Linked DNA regions of Homo sapiens: region 2 is linked to region 1. A link is an interaction called in ENCODE POLR2A ChIA-PET data of the cell type or tissue named here. Cell type or tissue: PC-9. All regions are shown on one strand. Links, peaks and the distances in the headings refer to the core of each region. The heading gives the core; the rest is flanking DNA.

Region 1 (2,500 bases), core at 1-2,500:
TCAGTGATAGCCTCTGAGATGACCTGTTTCTTGTAGTAGGAGGGGATATTAAAATTCCCTTCTACTTCCAGCCAGTGGTGGAGACAGTATTGAGGGGTTTTTTTAATGTGCATGAGGCAGATGACCACACAGCAATCCTCTATTGTGATTTGAAATATCGTTTATAATTGTTTTTTAAAAAGCAACTGTGAAATGCTCGATTTTTATTGTCTTATGCCTACTTGGAAGTACTGATATTTACATTTTCTTGATAATAAAACATCTTGTGGAAGCTGAGCTAGAATGTCCTACAGAAAGATGATAAAAGCTTGCTTTTTGGAGATGACCCGTAGCTAGTAGAGCTGAAATCAGCTTCCTTGTTGTACTTCAGTTATGTCACCTTCTGAACCTCCAGATAGCTTCTGCTTGCCCCTTACCTCTTTCTGAAAGTTTAAAGAAAGTTCAAGATTTTCTGAGGTGGACCCCTGCTTATCTGAGTATAACCCCATCTTATTTTTTTTGGCTTCATGTTTCAGCCCTCCACCACCCCAACACACTGAATCCTCATTTTCCTGTAATTGTCTTTCATAGTTCCTGAAAAATTTGTCCTCAGATTCCACCCCTAAATGTTTTCTTACTTTGTGGAATGTTTCTAGTCATGTTAAAGCTTGACAGTGTGTTGTCTTTTGTCTTTTAACCCCAAATAATTTTCAGGTCCCTCTTCTTCAGTTCTCCCTCCCTCCCCTTGCAATAGCCAGAAAGCTTTTTTTTTTTTTTTTTGAGAGTCACTGTTGCCCAGGCTGGAGTACAGTGGCACGATCTCGGCTCACTGCAGCGTCAATTCCCTGGGTTTAAGGGATTTTCCTGCCTCAGCCTCCTGAGTAGCTGGGATTACAGGTGCTCATCACCAAGGCTGGCTAGTTTTGGTATTTTTAGTAGAGACAGGGTTTCACCATTTTGGCCAGGCTGGTCTCGAACTCCTGACCTCAAGTGATCCGCCCACCTTGGCCTCCCAAAGTGCTGGGATTACAGGCGTAAGCCACTGCACCAGGTCAGAAAGCTTTTATGTGAAGAATTGTATGTTTTGGCCGGCACAGTGGCTCACACCTGTAATTTAAGCACTTCGGGAGGCCGAGGTGGGCGGATCACCTGAGGTTAGGAGTTTGAGACCAGCCTGGCTAACATGGTGAAGCACTATCTCTACTAAAAATACAAAAATTAGCCAGAGTGGTGGTGCACGCCTGTAATCCCAGCTACTTGGGAGGCTGAGGCAGAAGACTCACTTGAACCTGGGAGACGAAGGTTGCTGTGAGGCGAGATTGTGCCACTGCGCTCCAGCCTGGGCGACAGAGTGAGACCCTGTTAAAAAAAAGAAGGCCCTGGGTGTTTTCTGTCTTATACCTGGTGTATTGTGGGGGTACTATATGTATGCAACTGGCAGGTTCTTGCTATATATATGTAATTGCACTCTTTCTTGGGTATTAGCAGGGTTTTCTTAATGCTCAAATGGTCGCCCAACGCAGCAGAGAGCTGCTAAGTCATCACTTCCGACAACAGAGGGTGGCTATGATGATGCAGCAGCAGCAGCAGCAGCAACAGCAGCAGCAGCAGCAGCAGCAGCAGCAACAGCAACAGCAACAGCAACAGCAGCAACAGCAGCAAACCCAGGCCTTCAGCCCACCTCCTAATGTGACTGCTTCCCCCAGCATGGATGGGCTTTTGGCAGGACCCACAATGCCACAAGCTCCTCCGCAACAGTTTCCATATCAACCAAATTATGGTAAATCTGACAATGAAAATGTGCCTTCCCCAAGTTAACATTACTAAGGACATAAGCTTCATTACATTTATTGCACATGAAAGACAAAAACACGATTCACTCCCTCTTTACTTCACAAGGAAAACCAAATTAATTTAAATGATTGGAAAACAAAAATGCTGCAGCACACAGGTAATTGAGACAGGTGTATCCTGTCATAGTTGAATATTTTTTTCAGTCCCACTCATTAAGAGTCCCCAAACTCTGGAAGAAACACTGCAAAGTTGTCCCCTTGCCCCTTCTTGTATGTTCCAGTATAGTAGAACTCTCTAATCTCTGAATGCTTGGTCAAGTCAGTGAGAGGAATGCACTTTGTGGGCTTTTAAGTTGATTTTCTTGGTGACTTGGATTTATTATTTTTTTTTTGAGATGGGGGTCTTGCTCTGTCACCCAGGTTGGAGTGCAGTGGTGCGATCTTGGCTCACTGCAACCTCTGCCTCCCGGGTTCAAGTGATTCTCCTGCCTCAGCCCTGAGTAGCTGGGACTACAGGTGCATTCCACCACCCCCGGCTGTTTTTTTTTTTAAATTTTTAATAGAGACGGGGTTTCACTGTGTTAGCCAGGATGGTCTCGATCTCCTGACCTCGTGATCTGCCTGCATCGGCCTCCCAAAGTGCTGGGATTACAGGCGTGAGTCACCGTGCCCGGCCCTGGATTTATTATTACAGTGATGCAGATACCTCTTCATTTCAGCCTTTGAGA
Region 2 (3,863 bases), core at 638-3,137, 900 kb after region 1:
ATTACTGATGTTTTATATTGATTATTGGCTTTATATTGATTACTTCTGATTATTACTGATTGGTTTTATATTGAGTATTATATGGCATCTGATAACATTCTCATGACCTTCATTCTTCATTCCTGGCCCTACAGCATCATGTGTTTTTCATGCTGGGATCAATTCCATTCCCTTCATCCGACCTTTCCCTGCAGAAACACAGCCAGGGAAAGGAGCTCTGAGGTTATCCCCCATCTTTACCACAATCAGCAGCCACGGATGTCCCTGAGAGCCCAGAGCAGGTGCTGGCCCATCGTCCCTCAGAAGGTGGCACTCTACGCTCTACAGAACATGTGCTTCCCATTCCACCTTCCAGCATCTGCTAATCCTGGATGGCTGCCCAGCCTTGCCCTGGCCTCCCTTCCTGCTCATGAGCATCCCCTTCCCCACACAGCAGTTAGAGGAATCCTTCTCATGCTGAATCAGCTCCAGGCACCTCTCTGACCACAACCCTCCAGTGCCCCCATCACAGGACAGACTGATCAGGTCCTGCCTCCTCTCAGTTCCCATCTCTGCCCAGGCTCCCCTCACACTTGCCCTCGGTCACTCCAGCCTCACTGCAGTGTCCTACTCTCCACCTCAGCTTGTCCCACCTTAGGTCCTTCTATCAAGAGTGACCGTCCCTGAATATGCCCACCCTCAACTGGCTCCTCCTCGTTACGAAGATCAAGCGGCACCACCTCAAAAGCCCTCCCGACACCCCAGTCCAACATCAGCCACCCCCTCCCATCTGTTAGGTCACTCTCCCCTCCTGGAATGTAAGTCCCAAGAGGACAGGGATGCTGGCAGTGCTGGCCACTGCTGCATCCCCAGCACCCAGCGCCCAGGACCCAGTAGGTACTCAGTGACATTTGTGGGGCACGTGATGAATCAAAGTGGCCTGGGACTGCAGGTGGGAGCAGCGCCCCCTCGGCAGCATGGGGGGTTGTAATAATAATGTCACCTGTGTTTACAGCCTGCTTCACAACCTGCAGAACTTAAGCACCCACCATCCCTGAAAGAGAAAGATAAACACAAATCCAGACGTTTAGCCAGAAAATGAAGGGAAGACGGAAAGGTTTAAAAATGAGCGAGAGCATATGTTTCTTCCTGGCTTCAAGATAAAAGAGGATACCCAGAGGAGAAAAGCACTCAAAAAACATGATGCTTTATTCAAAAATTAGCCCACAGCAGAGTGTCAGGGAATCTGTAGTAACGAAGACTCTGGGATAAATTCTTTTAAATTAAGAAGCAGAAGGAGAAAAGGCAGCAGCCCTGAGCCTCGACTTTGGAATGTCCTCCATCCATCTGCATCTGTCATCAGCTGGCAGAGCGGGTGCATGGCAGGGGGAGCCAGGGCCACCATTCCTCCCTTCAGCCCTTTCTGCTCTCAGTTTAGGGATAACCAATGTTTGATGGCTTGTCTCTCAAGAGTGATTAGAAGCAAAGCTGCCCATTACAGGCTAAATATCAAAGCGTTCCTACAGAAATCTCACTTCCTAAGCTCAAAGCCCTGATTCTGGGCTGCCTCTTGACCCAACTCATCTGGGACCCTGACTGGCACCAGCAGACGACAATGGGCTGACACACACCGTGCTTACTTTAGACCGGGGAGTGCAGTTCTGAGCTCTCCGGGTGTGTGAACTTACTTAATCATCACCTGAACTCAACGATGCTATTGGGATTCAGCTCACAGATGAACAGAGCCAGGCTGGGCAGAATCAATGCTCCCTGGGCCCATGGCTGCAGGACAGCAGAGCCACTTCCAGGACCCCCGGCCAGCACAAGGCCCACACCACTGACCACTGACGGTGCTCTGTGATGGAAGAGGGGCCTCAGCGACAGCCCCAGATACCAATATTGCTCCAAGTGCCTCTTTCCAGGAAACAGTCCTCTTCTGAGACAGTGAATCCAGCATAACAGGACAGTGAACAGACTTTTCCAGAGCTCTCAGAATCATGGCTGCAGTTCTACAGCTTCAAAGCGAGTGTGCAAACATCCACAAGAGTCCCTGGCCTCCACCCCAACAAGAGAGAGACATTGGAAAGGTGATTCCTGGGAGGGTGTGTGATAAGAGTTTGGATATTGGACCCCTCCAAATCCCACGCTGAAGTGGGGTCCCCAAAGTTGGAGTTGGGGCCTAAAGGGAGGTGTTTGGGTCATGGGGCAGCTGCCTCATGAAGAGCTTCATACCCTCCCCATGGTAATGGCTTCTTAGTCTATGAGTTCCTGTGAGAAATGACTAGTTAAAAAAGCCTGGCACCCCTCTCCTCTCACCACGTGATCTGCATACACCAGCTCCCTTCCCATGCCATGAGTGCAAGCAGCCTGAGGCCTCACCAGAAGCAGACGCTGGCACCATGCTTCCTGTATAGCCTGTAGAACCATGAGCCAAACAAACCTCTTTATCAATTACCCAGCTTCAGGTATTCCTTTATAGCAGCATAAATGGACTAAGACAGAGTCTTAAATCAGTTTGGGCTGCTATAACAAAATATTATTGACCAGGTGGCTTAAACAACAAAAATTTATGTCCCACAGCTCTAGAGGCTGGGAAGCCCAAGATCGAGGCACCAGCAAATTCAATGTCTGGTGTGGGCCTGCTTCCTGGCTCACTTATGGCACCTTCTTGCTACATCCTTACAGGGCAAAAATGGGAGAACAAGCTCACATTCTCCTTTCCTAAGATAACTTCAGTGTTGTCAAGGGGTTCACCTCTTCCCATGCAACCCCTGTGGCCTAGGATCCTCCACTCCAGGGTGATTCTGTTCAGTCTGAGCCTGTTCGCATACGGCATATGCCCCTGCTGATTGGTATTTGCCCAGGGCTGGGGGCAGGTATGCCAAAATAGGCCAAATACACTAAAGGAAAGGACTTGTAGTGCATGCTTTGGGGGAGTTTTTCTCCTGTCTTTACCCAATGGGCCTGCACATACTGCCATGTGGCCTCACACGCTGGTGGCAGCGGTCTTGTGACGAGGAGGTGAACCAACCTCAGAACATAGCCAATAGAGTGAGCAGCAAAGCGGAGGCCAATTAACCCTGGATCTCTGCGGACATCGTAAAGCTGCTGAATCAACCTCCCCAGAGGTCCAGCTCCTGGCTGGTCTTTGAACTGGGAGATAACAAGTTCCCTTACCATGTTAGAGTCATTAGAGGTTTCAGTTACTTGCAGGCAAAAAGCAAGCTAATCGACACAGCATCTTTTCCAAAAATCCTTCTCTGATCCCCCCAGCAACCAGCAATTCCCCCCTTCTCGGAGCCTCAGGGACTTTTCTCACCAGACTAACCCGCTGTATCGTGTGTGCCATTTATGTCGTATCGCCCCCATGAGCCATGGGCCCAAGGAGAATAAGATCTAAGTCATTTCTCTCCTCCTGAGCCCAGGGCCTTACACTTAACAGGGGCTTTGTAAATGTCATGGCACAAATGAAAGAATAATTTAGAAGCCAGGTATCTCCACTTTAGATTTATGTAAAGAAACACATTACTGTTACTTCAACTGCTCTTTCAGACTGTATGGAAGTATTTTTATGTCAGTAGAGATGAATGTTAAGATGTTTTGTTGTAATAAACTGCATGTCCATAAACGCCCTATCCCTCTTTTCCCCCAGTCAACAGCATCTGAAGACTCAGCAACTTTCTTCCAGCAAATGATGTCCCTCTTTAAAGTTCACACTCTCTTTAACAGATGTAGAAATTCCAACAAACACATCTGGACAGGTGGTTACCAAGATAACTCTCCAAAATAGGTCCAAAATGGGACTCGGGGCCACCAGTGAGATTTTCAACAATTCATCCCCCCATGAACTGTGAGGGCCACCCATCCTTATCACAAATAAACCT

What was found. ChIA-PET counts read pairs that join two places held together with the same protein. Peaks named below come from ENCODE experiments on the same cell type or tissue, not always from the same donor. Only the 100,000 strongest peaks of a DNase experiment are listed, where the experiment ranks them.
Region 2: POLR2A ChIA-PET joins it to region 1 with 6 read pairs; 2 of 35 experiments call an interaction of 5 or more read pairs at or near these places.

What each region holds. Positions count from the first base shown.
Region 1 is chr20:47,649,518-47,652,017 of GRCh38, forward strand. It overlaps NCOA3 (nuclear receptor coactivator 3), which reads left to right. Exons shown (of 23, transcript NM_181659.3): 20 at 1,465-1,759. Among named protein-coding and RNA genes, the nearest start is that of SULF2, 130 kb to the right of the region's middle. RefSeq lists an enhancer at 1-71. In PC-9, for the core only: no CTCF peak of the experiment used is centred there; no DNase peak of the experiment used is centred there; H3K27ac peaks cover 1,443 bases.
Region 2 is chr20:48,544,826-48,548,688 of GRCh38, forward strand. The region is part of intron 1 of LOC105372646 (a long non-coding RNA gene); the gene reads right to left. Among named protein-coding and RNA genes, the nearest start is that of LINC00494, 190 kb to the left of the region's middle. In PC-9, for the core only: no CTCF peak of the experiment used is centred there; no DNase peak of the experiment used is centred there.